2 separate regions of the Mus musculus genome follow, and region 1 is linked to region 2. The links are chromatin loops, found by intact Hi-C in ENCODE. Cell type or tissue: gastrocnemius. All regions are shown on one strand. Links, peaks and the distances in the headings refer to the core of each region. The heading gives the core; the rest is flanking DNA.

Region 1 (14,925 bases), core at 6,830-9,329, 83 kb before region 2:
GGAATGCTACTCATGGATCCCTCTGAGCTGGAATCCCCCTCAGCTTTCTACCCTGCCAAGGCCTGTGTTCATTAGCCCTATGGTGTAGGTATCTGGGTTCCACCCACCACCCCCACCACCCACTCCCCACCCCCCCAGGCTCCCTGGACTTGTGCTCTGTCCCCAGGCAGCTGAGAGGGACCCGCTGGTTCAGAATCCCATCTGGAGGGTGTCAAAGAGCAAAAGCAGGCCTCACTCTCACTCTCTGTGAGATCCCGAGCAGAGTAGGCCGCAATGAAGTCAGGAAATAGCAGTCCAGTAGACAGCTCTGCGGACTGGGTGTTAGTTGAGCCTCGGGGGCAAGAGGTGGTTAGCACCAGGTGACTGCTTCTGAGTCACCAGGTTGAGCAAGAGGCAAATTTGAAGAACAGGTCATTTACGGGTTTGTCTGCCTCCAGCTGAGTGAGGTGAGGAACAAACGCTGGGCTGACTGAAAGGCGGCTTTGTGTTGGGCGCTGTGTACACACTAGGCTTGCTCATTCAGTCCTCGCCACAGCCTTGGAAGCTAAGAACTGTGCTTACCTCCCTCCATGTTACAGCCAGGAAGCGGGAGCAGAGACCTTGTGCAATTTACCCAAGTTTGCATAGCAAATAAACAGGAACGCTCACAGGCAAATGAGCTTAAATGTCCTGAACATATGTCTCCTCTCCTGTATGGTGACCTGCATACATTCAGTGTGTGTGAATATGCGTGCCTTGTGTGTGTATATATAGTGTAATGTGGTGGGTGGGTGTGTGATGTATGTATGGTTGTGGTGTGGTGTGGTATATGTATGTGTGTGTGTGAGATGTATGTGCGGTGTGTAATGTGGTGTGTGTGTGTGTGTGTGTGTGTGTGTGTGTGTGTGTGTGTGTGTGTGTGTGTGATATGTGTGGTGTGTGATGTGGTATATGTGTATGTGTGTGTGTGGTGTATGTGATATATGTGGTATGGTGTATGTAGCACACAGTAGGTGTTTTATAAGTATTTCTTGAATAAGTCAGTGCAGGGCTAGAGGTCCCGGATAAGAGGAAACAATGAGAGCTGTGTGCTGGGACTTTGAGGGAAAGAGAGAAGAACAGGTTTCATGTACACACGCCAAAGACTTCTGACTCTGGGGTCTCAGCTCCTCACAGCCTCCCAGACGAGGAAAGAGCTTTGAGACCCAGTCCAAAGCACCCCAGCATGGAAGGGCTTCTCTGTTCTCCCCTCTAACCAGAACAGAAGGCAGGGAGGTGCAAGGGGTGGTGTGGGATGCACAGCCTGCCCAGCCAGCTCACGCAAGCTCTGATGCTCCTGCTTAGACCTCCCTGGTCTCAGCTGAGCGTCTTCCTCGGCCTCTTTCCCATCAGTCCTTGCCTGTCCACTTGTCCACCTGGACTCTGAAGGAGGCCAGTACCCCTTGGCTATTCTGGCTGAAGAGTGGACAATTCCCTTTTTGCTTGGTCCAACTGAAACAAGGATGGAATTTTTCCAAAGGCTCTCTATTAGGAAAGTAACGGAAAAACAAAGCCAGAAATAAAAACTGCAAAAACAAAGAAACAGATGGAGCAGTGGGGGTGAGAGTGCTGGCCATGGGAGCGAGTGGGAGCTGGGTCCCGATGGTAAGACAATCCTCAATACCCAGACACACACACACACACACACACACACACACACACACACACACACACACGTATACACACATGCACACACGCACACACGTACACACACACACACACACACACACACATACACGCACACACGCACGCATGCGCACACACATTTCTACACGCACTCACAACATCTGCCGTTGGCCCTCGGATGGCATTTTCCACATTGAACTGTATATACAGAGCTTGTTTCAATCTGCCTTCTTATTTTGACTGAGCTTCTCAAGGCCACTGCCAATTCTAATTATTCCTCCTCTTCCTCCTCTTCCTCCTCTTCCTCCTCCTCCTCTTCTTCCTCCTCCTCTGTGTGTGTGTGTGTGTGTGTGTGTGTGTGTGTGTGTGTGTGTGTGTGTATGTGTGTGAGGGCAGGGAGTGACTAGAGGAAATCAGTCTTTTCTCTCTGGTTACCCCATGGCCTCCATGGTGGACACTTCTGTTTCCTCTGATCTCTGATTCTATCTCGCCCTGACCACTTCCACCCACACATGAAAGTTTCCTATTTCAGAACTCAAACATCTGTCGCTCAAAAATCAAGCCACACCGCTTCCTGGGCAACCTAGCAAGGGCAGGCTCTGTGCTCCAAAGAGGGAAGGTGCTGGAGACCACATCCAGTGAAAGAGAAATTGCACTCTAAAGGCTAGGACCTTGGAGATCGAGGGCAGAAAGTAATAATCTATGTTCCTTAAGCATTTTTGCCCTGCACGCAGAGTTAGTGACTGGGTAAATGAGTTCAGGAAACCTTCTGTCCAATTAGTGGTCAGTCTGAGATTTACTTTCTAGGCATTCTGACTCCATTTGTGGACACAAAACTGGTGTCTGGGGCATGACATGGGTATGGAGGTGTGACCAGCTGCCAGCCATGGTGACAGGGAACACCAAGAAGGAGAACCAGCCACTCTACATTGGCACTGTGTTGGCACAGAGGACCCTACCTCTTGATGTTCTTGGGATGAAGGGGCCAACCAAAACAAACATAAAATGTATGGTCTGAGTAGGTGGGGCTGGTATGTCGGGGCTAGACAGTAAGGCTTTGGGCAGACCTGGTTCTCACAGCCAGGGGGCACTGTCCCTAACTTCAGTTCCATTATTTCTATAATGGGAGCCATGGCCGCACTGACCTCACTGTTTCCTGGTCATTGTCAGGAAGATAAGTTATGGTGAGTGCTATGGCACATGGGCAGTGGGGTAGGCCCAGTGAACAGGAGAAGAGAGTCCTCCACACAGGACCCTAGCCCCGCATCCCTCACACCCCCTCCTCAGTTACCCACTGTCTTCTTTCCTTTCTATTTCCTAAAGCAATCTTCTTGAAAGAAGGTGGCCTGCTTCAGCCTCCAGCTTCCTCACCACATGCCCTGTTAGTGTGGAATGAGGTTGGGGGGGGGGGGGAAGATTGTTGTTTCCAGGTTTGACCTGCCATGAAGATGGCTTCCTTAGAGGTCACAACAGTCACCTCAGAGGTGTCTGAGGTAAAAAAAAAAAAAAAAGAAGTAACCAGCCTCATTTCCCTTTGTCAACTGGAACTTGGCTTTTAGAGTTCTTTCTTATGCTCTTATAACGGTTCCTCTCTCAACTCTAGGTCCTTAGCTTGGTCTAGCTCTCTCAATCTTTCTGGCTTCTCTACCTCACCATCTTCTAGACCAGTGGTTCTCAACCTTCCTAATGTTGCAATCCTTTAATACAGTTCCTCATGCTGTGGTGACCCCCAACCATAAAATTATGCCCCTTGCTACTTCGCAACTGTAAAGTCGCTAGTGTCATGAGACAGAATGTAAATCTCCGATATGCAGGATAGCTGATGTGTGACTTCCATGAAAAGGTCTTTCTAGCCACACAGGGGTTATGACCCACAGGTTCAGAGCCGCTGGTCTAGGCTCATCTTTGGCTTAAGTATTGAACACATTTCTTCCTAAGACTCTTGCCATTTGTCCTCCAGATTCCCCCACCTTAGTGACCTCTGCCTCCATGGTCATCTCTATGCAGGTGACTTCCACAGCCCATGCTCCCTGCGGAGGTCCAGTCCTGTCTCATCTATTCAAGAAGCCCCTCCTGCAGCCTGACCACACACAACACCTCAGCCTCACAACCCACCACAGGGATGTGATAGCTTGTTTCCCAACTTCATAACAGTCAGAGCTGCGCAACACCCCCACTCCACAAGTCTTTCCTCCCCTGCCCTGGCAAGCAACCAGCTACGGAGTCCTGAATGCTCACCCCTGCTGTTCCCCCCCCACCTCCTCTCCTGCCACACCCTCTCCCTGATAGCTCCTATCTCTTCCTTCCAGCCCCACACCTCACACCCATGCGCTTACGTGCGCACACACACCCCCCCCTTCAATCAAAGGAGTCTTACCCAGGGTACAATTTGAATGAGATGATTTCTTTCTTCAGAAACTTTAAATGTCTCCATATTGTTTATAGCAATATTTCTCAAACTTTCTCGGTGGTAAAAATACAGACTCCCACTCCCCACCCCCGCCCTCATGAATCAGAATCTTTGAGCCTGGCCCCACTGTTCTGTATTTTTAACACGTATCCAGGTGACTTTTAGCATCACAGGTTTTTATTTTCCTTCTTCTTCTTTTTTTTTTTTTAACAGAATGCTGGCATTTAGGATAACACTTAGTCTGACATTCGAGGCTCTCTGTATCCACTTCCCAGATTGACTTCACATTCTCCTCTATACTCTGGATGCTACTGCAGCCCCTGATGTCCCGAACCTACAGGGTTCCGTCTCACGGAGCCAGATCTCTCCTATCTATCAAGACTCAATTAAAAGGCCACCTCCTCCGTGAAGACCTTCTTGATTCTTCCGGCTGAGCATCATCTCTCTCATCTTGGAGCTGATATCACCTTCTAGTCTAACCATGTGCAATCAGCAGGCATTAGCGCCTAGCTCACAGAGCGCTGTTGTTCTCTTTCCCTCCCCTTTATCATCTGTGCTCTTTCTTGTTACCATTGCAGCCCCTAGAGCCAAATAGACTAGGTCTGAGTCCCAGATCCCCCACTTGATTGGGTGCCTCAGTTTCCCTATCTGTAAAGCAGAGTTGGTACGAGAACTAAATTAACATGCGTCGTCTTTAGTTTCGGAGTCTGGAGGATCCAATGTCAGGGTACGGACAGATGCCACGTCTAGTGGGAACCTTGGGGTAAGGTCCAGGCCTGGCACCTAAACTTAAAGCTAGGATGAGAATCCTTCACTTAGCCAGTCAGTGGAGAAGTTGCAGGAAGATTAAGGAAATGGAGAAATCTCAAAGGCTCAGTACCCACTCTGGGGAAGTAGGGTCAAAGAATGGGGTGGAGGGGTTTGGAGGCTGGGGTGCGAAGCAAAAGGACTGTAAGTGTGGGAACCGTGACTCGGGGTTATGGTGGTCTTTCCAGTACTGGCCCAGAATGGGGCATACAGTAAGGTCTCAACAAGTACAGACTGAATGTCTCAGTGGCTCGATAGCATCACAAGGAGCACACACTGCTGATTACGCCATATTCCTCTAGGGATAAGATCCTGGACTCTAAGAGAAACTGAGGCAAAGAGGAGGTCAACCTCCCTAGAACTCTGGAAGTGCGTTACATAGGACAGAGGCCATGGCTCGGCGTGCCAGATGTTTACAGGGCGCCCTGTCCTTGTTGGGCATACAGAATGCCAAAGGGGACAAGCAGAAAAACGGAACTCGATGCTGGCTGAGGAGGAAGGGCATGGTAAGGGAAGAAGGAGGCAGGCAGGAAGGAGGAGGCTAGGGGCCAGGCCAGGCTGCCCCTTGATAGGAGGAATGGGAGGGTGGGGAAGCTCTGGGCCAGCGGCTGGGTCAGATCCTCAGCCAAAGCAAACCTACCTCAGGGGGCTGGGGGACCATTCCTTCCCCACACAGATGGAATCAAAGGCAAACAGGAACCCTGCAGGGCCCAGCTGTGACCCCTGCCCCCAAACTCAGCAAGCCCCATTAACCCTCTCCTCCCTGACACCTTTCATATCGCCACAGTCCAAAAGATCTCCGAAGACAGGCTCGCCTGTTATATGTTCCCTGAATACCACCCAAGAGATGCCAGGATCCCTAGTCCAAAAGAATACCCAGACCCTGCCCACCTCCATGGTGGCTCTGTGTAAAATATAGAGGTCATCTTTGCTAATAAAACAAAACCAAAACCAAACAGGCCTTCCTTTGTTTCTATGCCAAGAGCTAAAGGGTTCAGACTCATTTCCTATACTCACATTAATTGAAATAGACACACCTGTACCTACTAACAAGGCTGGGCAGGAACAACTGCCCCCTTGTCTCCTCTCAGCCCAGGGGAACTGCAGGCTACTGCTCCCCTGAGCTAGGCATGAGTAAGAGGAAGTAGCCCAGAGTTTGGGGAGCGCCAGAGGTGAAAGGAGATCTCACAGGCTTTCTGGCACCCCTTGTCACCCGGGAGACAAAATAGGTGACAGCCTGCCCAAGGTCATCCAAGTGGCCAGTAGCACCACTGGGACCTGACTTTTAGGCAAGTGTGCACCGCACCAGTCCATGACTCAGGCCTCAGGAAAGGCAGGTGCACCACTGAGCCCAAGACAGCAGACACAAAAATCTTTTCTTTTTCAATATCCTTAACACCCCGACCTGTGTGTCCCATTGGATGGGAATCCAATGCAGACCTTTCTGGATCCAGAGAAGCAAGGAAAGCAAAGAGATAATGGGTTAGGATACAGGAGACCAGGAGGCCGCTTCTCAGTGCCTTTATCTTTCTCTTTTCCCAATTCTAAACAATGTATTTTGAATAATCAAAAAAAGGACAAGAACACCATGGGGGAGGGGATTAAAGATGGCGGACGGCAGGAGAGTCCAAGGAAAAGAACTTTTAGAAGCTACACCAAGTACACTGAAAAGAGAGACCCACGAGCTAGCCAGGAGAACCAATATCAGGGAAAAGAGAAGAAAACCCACACAGTCCCTGTACTTCAGTGGGGAAACTGAGGTAGTAGCAGGCCTGGGGCAGCTACATCTGTGACCTGGAGCCAGGCCACTACAGTCTGAGGGAATGTGAGCGGAGAGCTAGGAAAAAAGGAGACATTAATTAAGGCCATCCTGGGCCTTCTAGTCTCCCAACTAATTTTTCACCCCATGGGGGTCTTTCTTTGAAAGAAAAGAAAAAAAAATGTCACCCACACTCCAGAAGGCTCCAGAAGTCTGGCAGCTGAGACAAGACTACATTAGAAAGGAAGATGAGAGGTTCAGGGACCAGGAGAGACAGGACAGCCCAGGGGGCTGGCAGCAGGAGAGGCAAGCAAGAGGGATGGAGGAGAAGAGGAGTGGGGTGAGGGGGCGGGGGCAGGAGAGGAACAGGGGTGGAGGTGGGGGTGGGGGTGGGGAGTGATGGAGTCTCTCCCAGCTCTTCCTTCCCACCCTCTGTCCCTCCCATTCTCTCTTTCATGATCTTGAAACAACCTTCAAGTCTGGGCTGGAGGCCCCAGGAGGCCAGTCACTTAGGAAACAAAACTGTTTCGTTTACAAGTCCATCTGCAGCTGAGCGCCCACCCTCCCTCCCCCTTACACACTCTCCCATGGACTCTCACGTACACCCACAGTAACGCACAGCTTTCCCTGTAGCCCGCGTGAATGCCTGCACACGGACACGTGCACACCACACGCTCCTAGGCGGACTACTAATTCGTAATAAATGGGGTGCACACATCTGAGCAAGCGCTGCCCTGTCCCCATCATTTTAAAGGAGGAGGAGGCAGGCTCTCTCATCTTGTCTGAGCCGGCTTCTCAGACTTGCTATGTAGCTTGGGGTGACCTTGACATTCTGATCCTCCTGCCTCTACCTCCCAGGCATTGGGGTTGTTCTACAACCCTCACCTTAGGGATATTTGGGATAGAACCCAGGTTTCCATGCTTCCTAGGAAGTCACCCAACTGAACCACTTGCCCAGACTGAAGCTCCTTCGGAGTTAGTACTTGGTACATTCCTACCCACAGAATCCCAGACACGAGTGTCCCCTTCGGTCCTAACTAGCATCCCACCTCCACACTAGTACATGTTCCTATGTCTCTCAGCTCCCTACCCTGTGTATACACATCCTACTTCCCAGATCTCTGCCGACCAAAGGCTTGGGCCTTTTCCATTTTGTCCCTTGTGACCTTGTCCTACTCTGAGTTTTCTCTCAAGACCACTCCCGCCATCCGTCCCCACCTCTTGTTCTCAGGTCTTTCTGGTTTTCCTCCTTTGTTCCTCTCTTGACTCAAATAAGTCCCCCTGTCTGGATCCCCAGTTAGAGATTAAAGGGCCAGATGTCTACCTCCACTGTGATCTGGGGTCTGAGACAGACTCCCATAGGTCCGTGAAGGGAGTGGTCAGGAAGGCGTGGGTGAGAAGCAGGCTGTAGGTGCTCTGCCTGCTGTCACTTGTTGCCTCTCGAGTACACAGCAGAGCACAGTGTCCTTGGGGCTCTGGTCACTCAAATGCAGGACATGGCAGGGAGCCCTAGCAGGCTTTGCAAGCAGAGGAAGGGCACAGCCCTTTCCGTTACTGAGACAGCAGAACCAGGCTGTGGGAAGGCCTGGGCAGTACAAGAAGGTGCCAGCAGGGGTGGGAGGAGGTTGGGGGAGCACTCAGAGCCTTTCTCTTCAGCCTTACCTTATATCTTGAAGAGGCTAGGGCGATTACTCAGGAACTCTGGCTCAGGCCTATAGATGCTACTTATACCCCCCAAAAGGATCATCTATTCACCCCTAAACCCCACACTCCACTAGCCTTCAGGTAAATCTTCTAGAGCCTTCGTCCCCAGCTTTACATCTTCAGCTGTTCTCTGTGTCCTTGACACACAGGGACTGTGTTTAATTTCCTCTCATGATTTTCCCAGTCTCATCTACTCCAGACCCAGACCATGAGAATGGACCACAGACCATGAGAAAGTCCATGTGTGCTTATAGGGCCCATCCTTCCTGCGTAGGCCCAGGAGGAAACAGTTAGGGGCAGGTAGGCGCTGACCCTCCGGTGTCTGTAATGGAAAAATCTCAGCTGCAGAGCCGGAGGTGGCCAGCTATTTAGGGAATTCAGATGTGAGCCCTGTGCTCTGAGAGTAGATTTCCTGGACAAGAGGTCCATAATCGCTCTACAGGGAGCTCCCTCCAGGGCCAGAGGGGGCTCAACCCAGCCAGCCCAGCCAGCGGGCACCTTAGGACTCCTGCCAATGCCTCATTGCCTCCCTCCTCCTTCCCAGCCAGGGTTCTCAGACCTGCCCCTGCTCAGTGGGCGTCCACTCACTCACTACATTTCGGTGCCCAGAGAAATGGGGACACTGCAGAACTTTATCCCTCTAACTGTTCCTAGTCGGTGGGGGCAGAAAATCTTCTTCTCTCTGTCCCCAGCCTCCATTCTTCAACAAATGAATGATGCCAACACCCCCCCCCGCCCCCAGAGCGGCTGGGCTGGTCATGAGTTATCTGCTCTGTTCCTGTTTCTATTGAGAGTAATGTTGAAGACATCTTCTCAGCTGGAGGTGAAGCCCCCTCCCTCCCCCCAGACCCAACCTCCAGGATCTCCCATGCCATTAAACAGGTCTCTCACAGTGGAGTCTGCCTGACCCCTTCCTCCCAGAAGGAACCAAGGAAGTCCTTGCTCTTTCTAGTCCCACAGAGTTGGTATTTGAGGTGATAATGACTTCCATGCCCTCCTGCTACACCTTCCAGATTTGACTTCTCATACCATTCACCGACCTCCGACTCAGACTCACTCAAAGCTCCCCTGTAGCAGTGAAGGGGAGGCTCATCTGCTTCATACACAGAATGGCAGAAATGCTTCCACGTGCCTGTTGTGCCCGGACTTGGGCGGCCTTCCTGGCTCTTTCATATCTTCTGTCCTTCACCTTCCCAACTGCTTCTAAGTGCGGAGACTCTTGCTTGTCTTGAACACTGGGTTACAGGTGTGTCCACCATTAAAAATCATGTCACAATGTTATAACCAACAACATTCATGTCATCTACAAACCACACTGGACAACTATGAAATCACATTATCCAGAGAGAGAGAGAAAGAGAGAGAGAGAGAGAGAGAGAGAGAGAGAGAGAGAGAGAGAGAGAGAGAGAGAGAGAGAACGAACGTTGGTGGTGGCACATTCTCTTAATCCCAGCAGAGGCAGGGGGATCTCTGAATTTAAGGATTAGCCAGATCTGTAGAGCGATTTCCACAACAGCCAAAGCAACACAGAGAAAACTTGTGTCAAAAAACAAACAAACAAATAAAAAATCGCTACACTGTTACAAAGCATCTCAATGTTTGAAGTAAGGTTAGGATGTATTGGGCCAAATTCCTAGCTATGGTGGTGGTGGGGTGGCGTATGGAGCCCAAGAGCAACAAGTGGGACATGCCTGGTGCAGCATCTCCAGGCTTTGGTTCTGCAAGGAGCTTCAAAAGCAAGAGTCGTCTGATTCTAGTTCTAATTCTTTCTTGGTCACAACGTCCTTGCAGCCCCTTACAGCAGATGGAGCAGGCTGTTGCTTTCTCTGGAAACTTGGATGTGAGCTCAGGGAGATTCTGTCTTATCCAGTAAGATTGCTGAATTCTTATAGCCTTGCTTCCCCACCTGGAAATATAGGCAATTAGTCCCAGGACCATGAGCTGGCTGCTCTCGAGGGGCCACCTCTCCTTTTTCCAGCTACCCCTTCCCCATTCCTTTCCCCTTGCTTCTCTCTTGGTTGTAGCTGCCCATGGGATGGGGAAATGCTAAGAGGAGCTGAGGGGGACAGACCGGGGACAAAACAGGACCATCAGCTGGGCCAGTTGCTAAAGAGGCGGGAGGGGAGGGGAGGAGTCCTCAGGGATCCAGTTTCAACAAACGTTTCTTTCCCCAGAAGGGGAAGGCGGGAGTGAGGGGGAGAGGGACCTATTTAAAGCTACCCTGTTGCTCAGACTGTCTCTGTCTGTCTGCCAGGGTCTCCAGCTGCCCCAGACAGGCGGTGTGGTCTTGGGATCCTCCTGGTGACCTTTCCAGCCTAGGTCCCCTCAGCCACTCTGCCCCAAGATGGGTCGTGGGGTGAGTATCCCTCCAAGATCAGGGGCCACTCTCTGGAGGGTGGAGTAGAAATGGGACGTGGAGAGAGGGGTGAGAGACGCTGACGGACTGCGTGGGATGGTTTGAACTTGGAACTAGTCTCCCGACTGCACATGCATGTGGATTCGTTCCACGGAGCTCATGAGCCTAGGGACTGGCAGGTTCTGCAGCTACCCTGCTCTCTGCCTCTCCCACAACTAGCCTAAGAAACTACCCAAGTGTCCTTCTAGATCTCCCTGCTCTCTGCCCACTCATCCTTACTCCACAAATCCCTCCTCTCGCTCCACAATCCCGAGCTTCCCAGCTGAAGAGATCTTTGACACTGTTAGTTCTCTGCCGTCCTTGTTACCCACTGAAAATATCTATTGCTCTGAGGTCCTTAGCCCAAGAGTACAGGGGCCAGCCTGGGGCTGGGAAGAGCCACCTAGCAGTTGATTACACCAGTTCCCAGAGTTCTTCATGCCAGAGTCAGCTGGGGCAGAGAGAGCAAAGATGTATCCCCAGCCCTCACCCCAGCACCCCTCCGGATGTCCCCATAAGCACTGTCCTGGGCTCCAGGCCATAGGTTTTGGGGACCTTTCCAAAGGCTGCTGAGAACTGCGCCTGCCTATGGCATTGTGAAGCAATGGATTTGCCAGTGAAAAGATTAACAGCCATATCTGGGCGAGCAAGGACAAGGCTTCCAATTCTTGGGAATAAAATCCCCATATGAAGAAAAAGGACCCAATCCCTTTCCATACTGTGCTTGGAAGTTTTCCTCATGTGGAATCCTGGCAAAAGAGGGCACAGAGGGAAAGGGCTTGACAGGCCATTGCAAAATGCAAGGGGGACAGTGCCACAGGGTGCTGTGAGCCAATTTCTGGATCCAAGGAGGAGTCAGGCAAGGACATGTTATTGCACTAAGCTGAACAGCTGGAAAAACTCGAATCCTGGACACCAGAGATCCAGAGCTTGGGTGGGAACTGGAAATAGAAGACCATCGCGCATGTGTGCATACATGCATCTGTGTGTGTGTGTGTGTGTGTGTGTGTGTGTGTGTGTGTGTGTACACGTGTCCACAACCTTACAATAGCGTGTTCCTAGGATAGTGCTGCAGGCTTCCATGGGTGAACCTGCACTATGTTTCAGCAGGAGAATTTGCAAATGAAGGGCCTCTGGGCATACAGGGTGATGGGTGGTGAGTGTAAGGTGAGGGCTGTAAGCCCGCCCTTAGGAACTATCTATGGGCAATGGGTTTCCCCAAGGAAGAGTCATGGTTAAACTGGGACCTTCAGTAATATCGTTCCTGCTCCCCATAGAAAGAGCAGATCCAGCTGAGGGGCAGAACCTCTGAGAGTCCAAGGCCAACCAGGTCAGGCAAGCCCAACCTCCATCTAAGTAGAAAGAAAGAGCAGACAACCCTCCACTCTGCTCTACCCCAGAGTAAGGTAGCCCCAGCTCATAGAGTTCTTTTGACTTGGAAAGTAACTTGACCTTGGCTTCCCCATTCAGAACTTCTCCCCTAGTACCCTTGCTGGGTCCATAACCTGTGGCACCCCTAACCTAGTGGCTGCGCGTGACTCTGCTGGTCTGGTCTGTTTAGCGGAAAAGGCTGGGTTAAGTCTGGGAGCTCAGAGTCCTACCTACAAGGAAAGCCCTGCAGAAAACAATCCCACTCCCCACACTCAACTCTGGGGTCTGCTTCACCTCCATTCCAGTCCACGCCTGTGTGGCTGTGAAGGGCAGCGTGGGAGCTGGGGAGAGGGATCACACTGGTGGGAGGGAGCCAAGCCTCCTCCAGAGGCTGAGGTGGGGGTGGGGGGAGTGTTGGCTGCTTTCCAGCTACCCCCACTTTGTCCCAGTCTCTGGCTTTCTGAAAAAAGAACTCTCTGTTCTCCTACAACATTGAAGAACCAAAGAGAGGGACTTGTGTTAGGGGAGGGAGGGGAGACCAGAGGGGGAGAGAGGGGTCCCCACTTCCTCTTTCTTTCTTCCCTGGGCAGCCACTGGCCCCAAATCTCTGCAGGCTCCTGGCCATGGAGCCTGAGATCCTTGCCAGGACAGAAGAAGGGGGAAGGGCAGCCGAGCTCTGCACTTATGGGAGAGCAGGGTGGGAGCTGGGAAGAAAAAGCGCCACATGGAGTTATTTAGCTCAGCCACAATCCAACACTTAAGAGCCAGTGCATTTTTCAGAGACACCTATCTGTTTGTTTGTGACAGGATCTCGATATGTAGCCCAGGCTGGACTCAAACTTCCAATCTTCTTGCCTCCACCTCCCAAATTATGGGCATACAGATATGCACACCACCAGTCCCAGCTCCATAAGTAGGCATTTGATTCTCATTTTCATGTCTGTTGTTTGATATCAAATGTGCAGAGATTTTCCTGGACTCTGCTGCTCGGACCTCTAGCCCAAGCCTCCCACCCCTCAAGCCCCCAAGGGCCACACTGACGTCTGTCCAGATGCTTTCTCGAATTCAATCCTACTGTGGCCTCCTAGCCTCCACTCAGCCCTGCCTCACCAAGCATGCTAGAGGACAGAACACTTCAATTCACCCGACTTAATGAAGCCTCTTGCATCGCCCGGGGAAGGGAGAGGTAGAAACATTTCTGAGTTGTTCTTAGCGCCTTTGGATGACCACCTCAGTTTCCCCGTGATGCTTGGCCTCTAGACGCTCAGAACCAGATTGCATTCGTGGGTAGTTCAGATACAGATGAAAGCATGACGGGTCAGTTTCCTTTTCTAAACGGAGTATGTCTGAGCAACAGTCTCGGAGAGCACATCTTCTAGGTCATTGCATCCTGAAACAAGTGCCCACCTTGTAGTGTACCTCCCACGCCCAGCATTGCTTCTGATTTCGCTGGACAGAATTCTATTATCCAAGGCGCTAGGCTTACGATTCCTTAAGATCACAGCAGCTGCAGTATCCCCCAGACGGCTGACTCCAATAGGTGAAAATACATTATTCTCAGTACCCAGGACTCAGAGGACCACAGCCACGTGCTGGTGGAATGGCAGGATACTGCTCTGCATTTGCCCGGATCCGTAGAACATGCACTCACTACAAGAGTGTCAGCCCTGGCCACGGGGAGATACTGATGAAACAATGCGCCATTCTAACGATGTGGGATGCTGATGAGGAGGGAGGCTGTCTATGAGTAGAAGATTCACGAGAACTCCCTCTCCTTTCCACTCACCTTTGTGGTCAGCCAAAAAGCTGCTTAAAAAAACACCTGACTAAAATACATAATAAGCCCCCCCCAAATACATAATCTTGAAAAACAAAATAAACAAGCAGCCTCCCCTTGCACTGATGCGCCTGTCTACCAGGTATTCATTCGTTCTTTATGCAAAACACAAATCATAACCACAGCATCAAAAAAACGACTCCTGAAAGCTCAGTGTAGCCTTGAGGGTCCATAGAAGAGCAGGAGGAGCCAGGCATAAACAGCTACCCCTTGTATCCTGAGGGAAGTGGAGAGACACGGAGGGAGAGACAGACACGGAGGAAGATGACAGCATTTTGCACACGATCAATAACCCCAGGTCCTTCCTAGCCCACCCCACCCCCCCAGTCCCTTGCTCCAAGGCTGCCTCCATTAGAATGAAGAATCCTCACCATCTGCCCAAAGAAGTCTGCAGTGGCCCTGAAGAGAAGGGCAGACAGGGGCCCCAAAAGATCACTATTAAAAAACATGGCGCTGATCTGGACAGATGGCCCAAGACTGACCCTGACTTCCATGGTTTCAGATCTCTATTTACTCTCATATATATTTCTTGCTTTGGAGTTTCAAGTCCTGTGAGTTGCCTGTGTCCAGTCCCAGGCACGCCTGCCCAAGCAGGCTGGGGAGGGTTCCCAGCATGCCCTGGGCTCCCATTTTATAGCTGTACTTGAACCCATCCCTTCTAGCTTCTCTCAGCCCATCATCTCTACCCATGCCATTTCCACCATCCAGTCTGCTTCTCCCCTTCCCTCCTGGGACTTCTACTCTATCCAGTGCTCCTCTCTAAATTAGGCAGACATTCCTATGGGGTACCCTACCCATCGACGCAATCCCTGCCCGCCCCCAAAGTCCCTTCCGATAATATAGGATGATCCTTTTCAAGACGTGTTCTGATTCTAATGGCAGGACATCCTCAGTGTCTGGTGTGAACAGGCTCCATCCAGTCTCCCTGATGATCTGAGCCATCCCTTCCTTTTTCAGGCAGGGCGTGAGTACTCGCCTGCTGCCACCACTGCGGAAAA
Region 2 (14,925 bases), core at 6,661-9,160:
GTTTATGTTGGTTAGCATTGGGGGTATATACCTGTATCACAGCACTCAAAGGCTGAGGCAGGAGGATCTCAGGTTTGAGGGCAGATTGGCCCATCTGGAAAGACTGTGTTTTAAAACCAAACAGAGCAAAATAGTGTTTATAGTGATTACACACATGTTGAAGTGGTACTTTGATATATTAGTTAAGTACATTTATATTTTTATAATTGATATATTGATTTAAATAATAAATATATATTTAATTATATTGATATATTAGATTAAATTATTAAAATTTATTTCTCATGTTCCACTTATCTTAATATGGGCATTAGAGAACTTAGATTTTACATGTGGTTTGCATTATATTTTTCTCTTTTTCCATTTTTTTCTATGTGTGTGCATGTCGGTGTGTGCATATGATGTGTGTTCCCATAGAAGGGCAGGTGCACATGTGTTACAGCACACATGAGAAGGTCAGAGGACAAGGGCTGGCCTTAGCCTTTACCTTCCAGCTTGTTTGAGCCAAAAGTCTCCCTTGTTCACAGCTGTGTGTACTAGGCTAACTGGTCTACCTGACACTGTATCTTCTCCTGCCCCTGCCTCCCATCCCCCGTTGGGGGATTACAGAGGCTTGTGCTAGTGCGTCTAGCTTTTACACGAATTCTAGGGACCCAAAAACAGGTGATCAGGCTTGTGCAGCAAGCACCTAACCCACTGAACCATTATCTCCAGCCATCTCCCAGCCCTTGCATTGTATTTCCATTGAACTACTGAACAGTGCTATTGATTTATACCCTGCTCTCTATGACACTCAAGGGTATAAAACTCGTTAAATCCATCTTCCTGTCCCCTCATTATAGAAGAGGCACAAAGAGGAAAAATTCAGTGTCTATTTTGCCATATGGAAGTACATGTAAACACACGTGAGTAAATGTATCAATTGCCTTCTTCAGCAGTAAGACTTAGAGTATGCAGAGAAAAGCAACAGGAGGAAGAGGGGGCTCTCAGCAACTCAGTGTCAGCTGGCAATAAACTACATTAATTCTGCACATGACATTTATCAAATGGCCACTGGCATTGTAGATATCTGTCTTGTGACTTTCCTCTCTGCCCCCAGTCGCTTAGCACTAGGGCTCTGACCTCCTCAAATGGAAAATCAACTGTATCTCAGTTTGCCTCCCCATCTTCACCACCCAGCTCAGTCTCCATGGTTCCTCCGCACCATTGCTGCTGGCTCGTGCCTTCTCTGGCTCGTGCCTCTTGAGCCACACTGACTGACTCTTGCTCTCTGCAGGATAAACTGGTGGTTCTGCGCACTTCCCTACAGTGTTCTCATCTTCGTCTATGATGAAATCAGAAAACTTATCATCCGGAGACGGCCTGGTGGTAAGGCTACCTACCCTGGATCCTGCCCTCAAGTGGTCACTGGCCCTCTCATGAGCTTTCCCATCCCATCTGCTCCCTCCACAGCCACTGACTTTCTCTACCTCACTGTCTGTCCTTTGCTCTTCCTGGACCCTGGTCCTCTACTCCTGACCTCACGTGTTCCTCCCAGTGCTTGGGGCCCTGCTGCACATGACAGCCTCTCCACTTGCTTCTTGTCTGCATAGCTCTTCTGCTGTCCTTCTCTCTGCTCACTTGGTCTCTTTTCCACAGGATGGCTGGAGAAGGAGACGTACTACTAACTGCCTCAGAGAAAGATCTTCACACGACATTGGTCTCACGAGAGCCAGGACTGAGTATAACAATGACACCTGAGATAGAGCTGAGCAGGGGCCCCTGTTGTATGGGTTGAATTGACTCTGGATGAGAGAGACACATTCCTGGGGCTGGAGGAAGAGTCTCTGGTAGGAGATGGAATAGGTTGGGAGAAAGAAAGCCCAGCCTGTTCTGCCTAGGGTCCAGCGAGTATGTGCAGTCTTGTTACATCCAGCAGCCTGTCTAGAGATAAATGCTTGGAACAACCCTCAGGTTACTTGGTGTGCAGAAGTCTGTTTTGGAGGGAACAGAGTTCAGCGAAGCTCCCTTCCTACACATACATTGTAATTAGTCAAAGGGACCTCAGGGACCTCAGAAGAGACTAAAAATGTACTAGAATCCAGCATCTGGGGCTAGGTGTGGGGGCCCACAGTCTTAATATACCAGCATTTGGAAGACAGGGACAGGTGAATCGCTGTGAATTTGAGGCTAGCCTGTCTACCTGGTGAGTTCCAAGCCAGGCAGGGCTACATTGTGAGACCCTGGCTTTAAAAACAGAAAATCAGGCATATTTAACCCTGAAGGGTATTTCCTATTTTAAGATCGATCTGTGATGTCTTGTCAGTGTAAGGGACAAATAGCTGCCCTCAAAGTCTAGCTAGAAACAGATACTGCAAGGGAGACAAGAGCAGCTGAGCTACATATTGTTAGGGGTACCACGGCACTCATATCTGTACCCATGCTTGGGGCTTGTGGGGCTAAATAATCTAGATCCTGACTTGCATTTTCTCAGACCAGACTACAGGCCATAGCATTGTTCTAAAGGATACCTAATAGCATCAGATCTAGCAAAGCTCACTGACTGGGGAATGGCAGGGTGGGGTAGGGTGGGAGGGTTCCCTCCTCTTCATGTATATGGGGCAGACTGTGATTCCTGCCCTTTAACCCTGTCATTGACATCTCTACGCTAGCTATCCCATCCTTTAGCCTTTTCTCTCTGGTACAGCCTCAAAGCAGGTTACACGCAAATACTAGGCAAATAATGTATCACTGAGCTACATCCTGAGCCTGGGACCCAAGCTCTTTATTGGTCTGGTCTTAGTAAAAAAGAACAAGAAGCCACCCCCCCACCCCACCCCCGCCCACCTTCCTCTCTAGATTCTTCTTCCCTTGTCTTGCCCCCTCTCCAACTCATTTCTGCTCATTGAGCCTCTCTGCTTTGCCTGTGACTCTCGTTCACTTCAGGAACTTTTTAGAGATATCCGGCCAAATGATACAGAGGAATGCTGAGGAAAACCAGGGGAAACCGGGGAAAACCAGCAGCTGTTACCAAAATGCCACCTCCCCGCCCCCACCCTTCTCCCCCCCCCCCGGGGGGGGGGGCAACTGCACACTTTCTGGCTTTGGGCCAAGGACCAAACCCACCATCAGTTCTTGGGACCATATTCCCTCCATTGCACAGTAGTTCCTAGAGGAAACCAGGGGCCCCCATCCCAGAATGTGTATCCTTAACCACTTTTCAAACTTGTCTTATAGTGGTAACTCGGACCCAACACAGTTACAAACAAGGCTAAATAAAATAATAAATAAGTGGGATACTGGTAGAGGACTGTGGCTGGCAGACACAACAAAGAAAGAGGAAACAAAACAAGAAACCCTCCCACTGGAAGGTGTAGCCAGCCCCTCTTTCTCTATGTCAGGCCCCTTTCTCAGAGCTTTCCTTCCACTCCTCCCGCTTCTAGTGCAAGGTCTCCTGGGGACAGAGCTAGATCAGTGTGGGGTCCACCTCGGCTGCTGACAGGGCTGAAACAGACCCTGGAAGATGGAAGCAGGGGTGGGGAGGTGTGTGAGTGAGATGGGGAGGGGGAGGGGGAGGGACCAGCTCCTCAAGTTTCAGTAGTGAGGAGCTTTGAGTGTCTGGTGGGTTAAAAATACAGACGCCCCAACTCAGGGTCATTTGATACGGGGAGCTGAGGCGTGTTAGATCCAGAGGCCTGCACTCAGGCAGCCTGGAAGGAAGGGGGCTGAGGAGAAAGAAGAAAGGAAAGCATGAGAGAGGAGGCCTAGAGTAGTAGTGTGGGAGCTGAAGAGAGTAAGGGTGGAAGTGGGGCCGTAAAGGGCCAGAAGAACGGAGTGGTGGCTGCACAGACAAGGAGGCGCTGAAGCAGTCAGGGTCACCACCAGAGTCCTGTCTGGCTCCTAAGGTTCAGTTCACAGTGGAAGAGGTCTGGTGTGCCAGTGTCCGTTCAGATAGCTCCCTCTCCCCAGAACCCTGAAGAAATGAGACACCATGGCTGGATCATCTACTGAGCAGGCCTGCCCGTCACTCCTGGGTGGCCTCTGCAGCCACGGGTGTAAGCTCTGCCTGGCACATCAGTCACTCTCCTGGGAGATGAAGAGACAGGATTCTGAGATCTCCTCAGCTCCAGTGCCATGCTTGGGCTACCTCTGGCCTCTCCCACTACAATGTCAGCTGTCCCTCTTGGATCCACTCCTGACATGTTCTTAAGAATGCTAAATTAGCTATATAAGGTCTGCCCCATGGGAATGCAAGATGCTATTCTGCTAGCATAACTTTATACTTCTTCCTAGATGCGAATTAAACGCCATCCTTCTAGAATGAGAAGTACGTTGCACTGTGGACATGGAAGTCTGACTTTATTGTGATCTCCCCCTTGAGCCCTCTTGAGCCTCAGTTTACCTAAATATAGTATGAGCCCTAGAAGGCCATGCAGGAGTCCTTGCTAAGTACTCAAAGCTTAATTCAACTCTTCACCTCTAAGCTAGGACCCTAAAAATGACAGCCTTCGTACCTCCAGCTCAGCTGTGTGCCTCAGATGCACAGAATTAATCCACAGCGTCCGATAAGGGCACAGGGTCCACCTCTTCCTGTTTACCTCGAGTTAACTTTTTCCCATACTTATACCGGATCATCTGTCCTTGTCAAAGACATAGGAATGAATAGTAGCTATTAGCTCTCTATAGACCTGTGCAGTCTGAGGAATCCTCCCAGCCCCTTATGCCCTAGAATCAGAGTCCCACGGGATCAGGCCAGAGCCCTCAGAGGAGGAAGCGCCACGAAGCAGTGGGCAGTACAGGCAGAGAAAGCCCAAGTCGCCATCACTACAGGATGGAACTCGGGCCAGCCCTGTCCTTCCCCCTGCATTCCTGAGTTGGGACTGTTGAGTGAAGCAAAGGAAACTGACTGGAGCTAAGCCAGGATTCTGGTCTTGGACTCCGCTCCATCTTTTATTCAGAGAATGATCTCATCCTTGGTCCACGGTCTTTAAAGGGAACTGCACGGGGGTTTCTTTCCTGGAGCCTGGAATGCGCTTTTATTGCTCATGTCTCGTCCATAAGATCAAAGAAATAGGCTTTACCTATAGAAGACTGCTGGATTTTAGGAGTTAGAAATACCACATTCTCTCCTGTATTATCAGTTTAGCCTCTGGCCCAGAAGGTGTCGTCCTTGCTACCTGTACTTCTTTCTGATAGGCCTTGTCCTACTCTGGGATCCCTGGATACCCTACATCCCCCCTCCTCCAGCCCCAGCCTCACTTACCCCTAACTCATCTGGTCTTATTTTTAGATCCGGCATCTCTCTCTCTCCCTTTCTTAATATGGCGATGAGCTCTTAGGCCTGCATGGGGCCAGGGGCTAAGGAGTCCTGGACACTGGGGGAGGGGGAAGGAACCAGCTGCTGGGAGGGAGCCTAGGGAAGAGGTATAGGAGGTGAGAGGATTCAGGCTCTCATGGAGCTGTCCTGGCCTCAGAAGGTTATCCATCCCTCCTGCCAACCACAGAGACATATTTAGACAGGACCAGGTGGGGACGGAGGGGGTGCCAGTTTCAAGGGGCAGCTCCGGTTCCCTCCCCGCCCCTGCTCCTATTCCTCCTCCTGACCCTTTTTCTCTTGGCTCTGTCGGCAGTTTCTCCAGGACCCAGCAGTGTCCTCTGTCCACTGCTCTGGCCCACTCTCTACCCCACCCCCACCTGGAGCCCCTAACTCAGGATTCTGTATCCGAGGGGCACCTCTCCCTATTTCAGCTAACCTCCTCTGGACCAGGAGAGCAGGCCCAGATTGTACTACCTCCATGAGAGCTACCGACAGGATGGGGGCCAGAGCAGTGTCCGAGCTGCGGCTGGCACTGCTGTTTGTACTGGTGCTAGGGACGCCCAGGTTAGGGGTCCAGGGGGAAGATGGGTTGGACTTCCCTGAGTACGACGGTGTGGACCGTGTGATCAATGTGAACGCCAAGAACTACAAGAACGTGTTTAAGAAGTATGAGGTGCTGGCCCTCCTCTACCATGAGCCCCCCGAGGACGACAAGGCCTCGCAGAGACAATTTGAGATGGAGGAGCTAATCCTGGAGGTGAGTGGAGAATAGCAGGCCTGGAGAGCATGCTCAGTCCCCTCGGTGAGCCCTGAGTCTGAGGGTGGGGGCTAGCTTAAGAGCAGCATGGCTGCTGGGCCTCTGTCTCCACCAAGTACATGACTGGAATGTGGCCTTGGCAAAAAGAAAAAGACTCAGGGACCAAGGTCCTACCCTTCTGTTGGTAAGTTGTGCTGCAGGAGGCAGGGGCACTAGGTTTGGCTGGGGGGGGGGAGAAGCTGGGTGGGGGGAGCTTGCACAGTACCCTGCACTGTGCTTCATACTACTCTTGTGGCCAAAAGATCCCCCTCTCTTTACACACGTAGGGCCGTGCTCCAAGACGCAAACAGCAGAACCGTGAACACGATTGTTCTTTTATTTGCCTTCAACTGACTTAGTGACTGTACAGTTAAATGACTTCTAGAGGCTTCCCACAGACCTCCCCAGGCCAACCCGCCGCGTTTTGTCCCCTAGGGGAAGTCCTTACTAGAAAACTCTCACGAAGGCTTCAGCATGCCTTCCCCATCATTTCAGCCAGAGAATCTACTTTAGGTCCAAGGCAGAGACGGTTAATACAAAAAAGAAATGAGGGGAGGCAGCCTTCCGATTGGATTACGTGGCCACACGCATCCCTAATGGAGCTAGGATACGTTTGCCTTTGTCTGCACTTCCCCGGCTTGGTGATACAGAGAGGCTCCACCTTGTCCGAGCTTGGAATGTTTCAGTGTAAGACACCCGGCCCCCTGGCTTGCATTTCCGTGTGCCCCATCGGGCTCTGCAAACTGCTATCTGATTAATGAGCCAAGTATTTTTATCCTCCATGTTCAGTGGCCTCTGCCATCCACCTGCCACCCGCCCTCCCATTCTCCTAAGGATCACTGCAGTGCTGGGTGGGATACAGCTGCACACAGTATGCCCACAGCAGAAAGAATCCGCAGGTGGCTGGCTGGGGAGGCTTGTGGGGCGACCAGCCTAAAGAAGAAGGAGGTGGGGCCTGGAAGAAGAGTGACTGTCCCTCCAGGGATGATGGCAACCTCTTGACCTCTGGCCTTTCCTACCCCTCACCCCACACCCCATCCTCCACAGCTCTCACTTTGGGAGTTACTTCAGGATCCCAGGGTCCCACATTCCCCTCTGCTGAGTTTGGCCTTTGATCAGGATGAAAGGTAGGGCCCAGTCTTTCATGGAAGGTGAGACTCAGCGTCCTTCAGGAACGTTGCAGTGAGCAATAAATACACACCATCTTTTCAAAGGCTGAACCAAAGACAGGCTAGGGTTATGAGGTGCCCAGGCAGAGTCTGCTTCTAACAGATGGTGAAGGTCAATGCTTGGCTTTCTTGCACCTCAGATGACCCGATGAATGATAGGAACGTATCTCACAAGGAAGAGGTTGATAAGAATTCTGGGGGCTAATTTAATTCTGACTCCTTCTTCCAGTTAGCAGCCCAAGTCTTAGAAGACAAGGGTGTTGGCTTTGGCCTGGTGGACTCAGAGAAGGATGCAGCTGTGGCCAAGAAACTAGGTAAGGGAGGGCAAGGAAGCAGGTTATGGAAGACTGGAGAGGCCCAGGTGGGGGTTTGGGGGAGATTTGAGAGCTGCACATCTATTTAGAGTGGGCCGGGGCATTTGAGATTAGGGGCTATTCTGTATAGAGTCCTGCGCCCCACTCCCTGGATGAGGTGGAACGGTGGGGTGGTAACCTTTCTGCTCATCTAGAAAATAAGACTGGGTAGGGACATGGGCATGGTGGCTCATACTTGTGATACTTGTATTTGAGAGGATGAGGCAGGAGGATTGTGGATTCAAAGCTTCCTGGGCTACATAGTGAAATTCTAAAACAAAACAAAACAAAAGCATGTATGCTAACCTAAAAAAAAAAATGTAGTTAAAAAAAAAAAAAAAAAAAAGAACACAGCTAGGTGTTGGAAAGGAAGGTGAAACCAAGAAATACAGGCATAGCCAGAGAGCCCTTCTGCAAAGTGCTTTTTTGGCTCCTCCCCTCCCCCCTCCCTTCTCCCTTCCCCCTCGGCTTCCTCCCTTTCTCTTAGCAGAGCCCAGATATTACACCACCCGGCCACCAGGCGGCAGCAGAGGCTGGACACCGGATGTGGATGGGGGAAGGGTAGTTAGCAACAAGTCATCTGGACAGCAATAGCAAAGATTCAGCCACTAGATACTTCAGAGTCGCTGGCAGGAATATTTGTCCCTGGCTGTGTAGGCAGAGCAAGGGAGCTGTGTTGCTAGAATCTGAATCTTCCCAGTTTCCTCCCCTCAAACCCTACCGATCCCCACCCGGGCAGGCCCCAGCTTCTGCCTAGCTTTAGCTCCTGAACTAATTTGGGAATGAAGGGTTTAAGGGTTTGTTGAAGGTAGATGGGGCGGGGCAGGAGTAGGGGGAAGGGATGGAGAGGTGGAGGATGAGTCTGCAGGGATTAACAAGTGGGCTGTGACCAGATTAGACTCGGGTTTCTGGGAAGGTTGTCTTCCTCACTCACCTTCCCACCATGCGTTTCCTAGGACTAACTGAAGAAGACAGCGTTTATGTGTTCAAAGGAGATGAAGTCATTGAATATGACGGCGAGTTTTCTGCAGACACTCTGGTGGAGTTTCTGCTTGATGTGAGGGTTCCCCTGAGCCTCATAGCCTTGAAGTTTCCAATGCCCCTCGGTCCTTACTAATCAACCCTACACTCCTAAACACACACACACACACACACACACACACACACACACACACACACACACTCACACACCAGGCATACATACACTATACCAGTTTCCCACATACCACGTGCAACATGTAACAGATATCACATACATATATCATATAGATCAGACACAATGTACACAAAACATATGCATATCACATATATAGGCCCCTATATGTGTGTGTGTGTGTGTGTATATACACATATATATACATATATATATGTGTGTGTGTGTGTATAAAGCACATCATATATATGTGCCACATATACCAGATATAAAACATACATACAATGCATTCTCATGCACACACATGACATACAGCATACATATAGCAATAAAACATGTAATATACAATTTATATTATATATATATGTGTGTATATATATGTGTGTGTATATATATATATATATATATATATATACACCATACACATCAGAACCACAAATAAATCACACATACAACAACATATCACAAACATATACCCCATGCCAAGCAGAAGATACAGAACATGCGTATCACACACACTGCACAACACTCAGACTACACACATACACCATTAACAGGCCACATATCCACCCTATACAAGCATCTCCTATTCTAGTTCCCTGTCTTTCCCCTGTATCTTTCTCTGGGGCCTGTCAGGGACAAAAGGAATGGTGGTCTCAATATTCTTTTTCTCCCAGGTCCTAGAAGACCCTGTAGAGTTGATTGAAGGTGAACGAGAGCTGCAGGCATTTGAGAATATTGAAGATGAAATCAAACTCATTGGCTACTTCAAGAGCAAAGACTCAGAGCGTGGGTAACAGCTCTTTCTGACCCACCTATCCTCCTTGCCTCCCTACTTTGGCCAGTGGCCAAGCATCTCTGGTTCTGACCTCCTAGGCCCCCTTCTTCCTTCTGCACGGTCAGCTCCATCATCTGTCCCTGCACTCTGGGGCATTCCCAAACACCCCCAGCATTCCGCTGCTTCCTCTACAATTCTATTGTATTTTATTCTCAGAGAGCTAGAGTTAGAGAGCTAAAGGGGATGGGTCTCTTCCTGGGACCCACATGTCAAGGAAGACCTGCAGAGAAGATTCCCCTTGGTGGTGGGGGGGAGTGATTCTTTGGCAGACCCTGAACATGACTGTGACTGTCCCTTCCTCCCCCTCAGATTACAAAGCCTACGAGGACGCAGCTGAAGAGTTCCATCCCTACATCCCTTTCTTCGCTACCTTCGACAGCAAGGTTCTCTTCCCTGTGGCTACACTGGCTCTCCCTACACTCTTAAGCTTCCCTCAGCCTACCCTACCAAAATTGATGGGATCTTGGCACCATTTTTCATGCTGGTATTCCCCACCCCAGACTCATGTTCCTTCTCCTATAGAATTGAAGGGAAGGTGGACATTAGACTGTCTAACCCACCTTTATTGTGTTAAACGATGCCCAGAGGAGTGAAGACACTTACCCAGTGACCCAGAGCCACATTTTCTGACTCCTTTTCTGCAACTAGTTCCTTTACACTGTTTCTCACTCAGCTCCCGCTTCTCCTGCTCCATAACTCTTGTCTACTTCCTCAAAGGTGGCAAAGAAGCTGACTCTGAAGTTGAATGAGATTGATTTCTACGAGGCCTTCATGGAAGAGCCTATGACCATCCCAGACAAGCCCAACAGTGAAGAGGAGATTGTCAGCTTCGTGGAGGAGCACAGGAGGTGGGGATTGGCCAAGGTTCCTCCCAGGGCTAGCACATCAGTTTGTGAAGTGGGCTGGGAAGCAAGCCAACCTGGAAGCTACACTGCCCTGGAGATGAATATGCTTGCAGACGTTGGTGTTCACTGATATACCAGTAGGTTCTGTGTTGTATTTCATACCCCAGCACTAAGCTCTGAGCCCTACACAGAGAAAGTCCTCTGTAAATGTGTGTGGACTGAGGGGCTTCTTAGGGAGTGTCAGCCAATGAGTAGAGTACCTGTGTTCGGACCAGGAACTGGGAGGTACCTTCTCTCTATTACTGAAGTTAATTTCTTTAGCATCCTCAGTGAAAGTGGCTCCAGGGGGAAGAATCAGAACTGGGATTCAAGCTTGAACTCAGTCCCTTCTCCTTTGTCATTCTTGACACTAGCAGTTGTCAACGGAGGCACAGGGAGCGGCCTGCGGGGCAAGGGTTTTTGCCTTCCAGTGGCTGTTAGGCAAGGTTTCCAGGACATTTTTGGCTGTGAGGAGTGCTGCTGGTATTCAGTAATTAGAGGCCAGAGATACTATTAACCATCCTCCAGTGCGCACGACGCCCCCTCCCTCGACGTCTGCAGTGCTGATGCGAAGAAACCCTGCCCTATACTCACACAAGTCTCTTCCTTCATGTGACTCCACAACTAGAAATACCCACTCATCAGTCTAAATACTACTTACTCTCGCCCACTAGATTTTGGCCTCTTTCACTGGGGCACAACATACCAACATGGTTTAATCAATACCTAACTCAGTCCTCATAACCTATACCCGCCCCCAACCCTTTCCTGTACTGGGAAGGGAACCCAGGGCCTGGCATACAGGAGGCATGGAATTTTATTTCGAGCCCAGGCTGTCAGCTTTACTAAATGAGTGAATGAAAAAGTAAATGACTCTGCTGATATCCAGTTCTTACCTTTGCCCCCAGCGTCTCTCTTCCAGCCATCCCCTTCCCACTAACCATTGTTTTGCAGCCGTGCCATGTTCTGGGCCTGATGCCCAGAGCTTAGATTTGCTAACTGGCTTTGTTCTGGGCTACAAGCTGTTTATGCCCTAGGCCTGACCCAGAGGTGGCTTCAGCTGTGGGGACCTTCTGGAGGGAGGTGTCCCCACCCACTGAATAGGGACCCTCTGTCTCTCCTAGATCAACCCTGAGGAAACTGAAGCCTGAGAGTATGTACGAGACTTGGGTGAGTGATGACCAGGACCAGGCCCTTGGGGAGCAGGAGTGGGTAAAGACCCGGATCTTAGAAACGGCTGTCCCTGCTCCTCCCTGTGCCCTTAGCTAGGAAGAAAGCCGTGTCTCAGCCAAGGGGCACGTGGGTTGGTTTTTATTTGTTTTGTTTCTGTACCGAAGACCATGTCAGGTCTCAAGTGACAGGCATGACAATGAACATGACAAGGCTGACTCAAACTCTGGAGCTGACAGGATCCCTAGAGCAGAAAGGATGCCATTAGAAAAGTCACCACCGTGAAAACATAAGCTGCCATTCCAGGAGTCAGATTCAAGCAACGGGCAAGGGGTTGGACGGGAGGACAGTAAGGTCTCCCCCACCACCCCCATCCCCAGCTCTAACCCTGCTCCCCTCCTCACCCTCCAACAGGAGGATGACCTGGATGGAATCCACATTGTCGCCTTTGCAGAGGAAGCAGATCCCGGTGAGGAGAGGACACTGGAGCGGCCTGGGGGAAGGGGGTGTATTTGTTGGATCGTAGGCCTCACATGGAAGGCATTCCTGGGAGTTTGCAAGCAGCCTAGGGCTTGAAAGGTGTTGGTGTCGTAGGAGGTAGGGAAATAGGTCTGGACTCATTTCCTGTGTCCCTTTCCTGTCTGTTCCTCCTCACTTTTACTTCTGCTCCCTCCAAGATGGCTATGAGTTCTTAGAGACTCTCAAGGCTGTGGCCCAAGACAACACTGAGAACCCCGACCTCAGTATCATCTGGATTGATCCTGATGACTTCCCGCTGGTAAGAGGCTCTGCTCAAACTGTGTGGTCCTAAGGTGGGGACTTGGGCTGGGGCTCCTTCTTTGTTTCAGAATTCCTCTCCCCACTTCCTAGCTGGGGATCCAGGAAGTATGCCTGCTGCATGCTCACGAGCACCGCAGACACAGAGCATGGGCATCCTGAGCAAAGGGGGGAAGGGGATGGGAAGTGAACTGCATGGGATATGAGATGTGATTCCCGGAGCAGAGGCAGACAGGCAATGTACCAAAGCTGAAAAGCAGTGCTCTGGTGAGAGGCTGAGCACAACACTGCACACAAACGTATACTCAGAGAATCAGCAGATTCCACGTTCCAAGAGATGGCTCTGTTTTCAGCTGAATCCCCAATTTCTCAGGTTTACTGTTGAATGAGCAAACAGGAATGTGGCAAACACTGATGAGTGCCAGGTATAAATACTTATGTTAAGAGATGTAGGAACTGAGCTGGAGAAATGGCTCAGAGATTAGCTGCTCTTCCAGAGGACTTGAGCTCAGTTCTTGGCACCCACGTCTGGTGGCTGTTTCAGCTACAGGGGAGCCATCACCCTCTTCTGGCCTCTGAAGGTATGCATACACATGGTAAACATTCATACATACATAAGTAAAAATAATAAAAATAATCTTATAGATAGATAGACAGACAGACAGACAGACAGACAGACAGACAGATATAGATATGCAGGAACTGAGGACTTTTTAGAGATGTGAATAGCTCAAAGGTACAAGGCCAGTCATAATCAGACTCGGGAACAAAGGAGGGGCTCTGTGCTTCTCCTCAGAAGGGAGAGGCTGCCTTCCTCATTCTTTTCCACTGGGGTTTCTCTTTCACTGATCATCTTTACCTACAACCCAGTGTCTGGTTGCTGGCTGTCCCTCCATGCACTGCCAGCTCCTCTTGCCTCCTCTCATCCCTGGGCTGGCTCTCATCCTCTTATGGACTCGTGTGCTCCTAACCTCTATTAAACTCATGTGTTTGGTTCTCTCTACAGCTGGTCCCGTACTGGGAGAAGACCTTTGACATTGACCTGTCAGCTCCACAAATAGGAGTTGTCAATGTTACAGACGTGAGTTTCCTGTTCTTCATTCACACCTAAGTATCAGGTCATCTCCAACCCAAGTACTAACCAGATTGGACAGGACTGGGTGAGGTTAGGGTGCTGTGACCTCGAGCTGAGCACCAGTGCTTCTCTGTACTGTTAGTTCTCTCAGTATAGTTAGTTCTCTGACTGTCAAGGAAACGAGCACTGTCCAGAAGCAGGAGACATCGGTCCAAGGCTAGACCTGTGGGGTGGGAATGCATGATCTGAGCACGTGCATCATCCACTCACAGGATCCACCTGCCCATTCTTCAGAGTCCAGTCCAACCTTATGGTCCTCCACTGTGTTTTCTTTCAAGTATTTCCCCTATGCCCACCCCCACCCCCACCCCCGCCCCTGAGAGCTCACTGGCATAGAGAACTTGCCTTGGAGCATCCTATCTCTTCTAGTAGATTTTGAACATTTTGAAGGCAGAAATCTTCTGGTGAGCACATAGTAGGTGCTTATTTGTTGAGTTGAACTGAGTAGTGCAGCTTTTGATTTCATAGTATTCGCAGGCTAATGGAGTAGGCAAGTATTTCATTAATTATAAGGCGGGCTTTGGTAAATTTTATAGTAAATAAAACGGCAGCAAAGTAGCGCTTTCTGCTTGAGGGACTGGGAGTAGCGTTAACGATGGAGACCATGGAGTGTATGAGATTTCAATAAGGGACAAATACAAATCTCCAAACTGAGGGGGAAGGGTGATCATCAAAGGTCAGAGGCAAAGCCAGGCACGGTGGCACACACACTGGAAAGGCAGAGGCTAGACTACCACTGTGAGTTCAAAGCCAGCCTGAGCTACATAGCAAATATGAGAGGTCAGCCAGCCAAGGCTATAAAGCAAGAGCACATGCTGGCCTTGAACTCAAAAGATCTCCCTACCTTTACCTCTGTCTCCAGAGTACTGGGATTAAAGGTGTGAGCCATCAAGAGCACACCCTAAAAATAAATAAATAAATAAATAAGAACAAAGACAGCAAAAAAGTGAAATCAGGCTTGGGAACAGACAGGTATTTAAAAAAAAATACACTTTCAGAGTTTAGAAATCACTAAAGCTGGTACTAGAAACTCATTTGCTTGAAAATCTGTGAATGTTAAGAGTTTCTGCTTGGCTGTGTTGGCCATAAGGAGGTACCACTGCTTTTCCATCGTGGATGTGGGAGAGAGGGATGGCTGGTTCCAGGAGCTCAGTGCAGCAACAGTAAGGAAGACAGACAGGAAGCAGGGAGGGGGCTCTAGCCAATGCCTTTTCTTCCCACTCACATCTATCACCATTCTAACGCCGATCTTCACCGGGATAGTTTTTCTCACCACTGAAGGATGCAAGGAAGGGAATGTACAGTAAGGGGGGGCTACGGGGTGTGTGTGTGTGGCAGGTCCAGCTCTGTGTTA

Evidence for each region. Hi-C counts contacts between places; a loop is a spot of excess contacts. Peaks named below come from ENCODE experiments on the same cell type or tissue, not always from the same donor. Only the 100,000 strongest peaks of a DNase experiment are listed, where the experiment ranks them.
Region 1: a loop joins it to region 2, with 2.4 times the contacts of the local background. A loop is called at or near these places in 12 of 42 quality-filtered maps.

What each region holds. Positions count from the first base shown.
Region 1 is chr1:172,293,636-172,308,560 of GRCm38, reverse strand. It overlaps Atp1a2 (ATPase, Na+/K+ transporting, alpha 2 polypeptide), which reads left to right and starts at 10,497. Exons shown (of 23, transcript NM_178405.3): 1 at 10,497-10,680; 2 at 14,885-14,925. The coding sequence starts at 10,669. In gastrocnemius, for the core only: a CTCF peak has its summit at 8,206; DNase peaks (open chromatin) are centred at 8,169 and 8,848; H3K4me3 peaks cover 1,695 bases; H3K27ac peaks cover 2,500 bases.
Region 2 is chr1:172,210,540-172,225,464 of GRCm38, reverse strand. It overlaps Casq1 (calsequestrin 1), which reads left to right and starts at 5,570. Exons shown (of 11, transcript NM_009813.2): 1 at 5,570-6,053; 2 at 7,491-7,575; 3 at 8,571-8,671; 4 at 9,445-9,556; 5 at 9,915-9,988; 6 at 10,323-10,453; 7 at 11,614-11,659; 8 at 12,074-12,128; 9 at 12,337-12,437; 10 at 13,443-13,517. The coding sequence starts at 5,775. It overlaps Atp1a4 (ATPase, Na+/K+ transporting, alpha 4 polypeptide), which reads left to right. Exons shown (of 23, transcript NM_013734.1): 22 at 1,277-1,368; 23 at 1,639-1,957. The coding sequence ends at 1,667. Gm17224 (a long non-coding RNA gene) reads right to left here. Exons shown (of 5, transcript XR_865735.3): 3 at 13,579-13,734; 4 at 12,064-13,011; 5 at 11,779-11,903. In gastrocnemius, for the core only: a CTCF peak has its summit at 8,136 (motif pointing right); DNase peaks (open chromatin) are centred at 6,980 and 8,137; H3K4me3 peaks cover 2,500 bases; H3K27ac peaks cover 2,297 bases.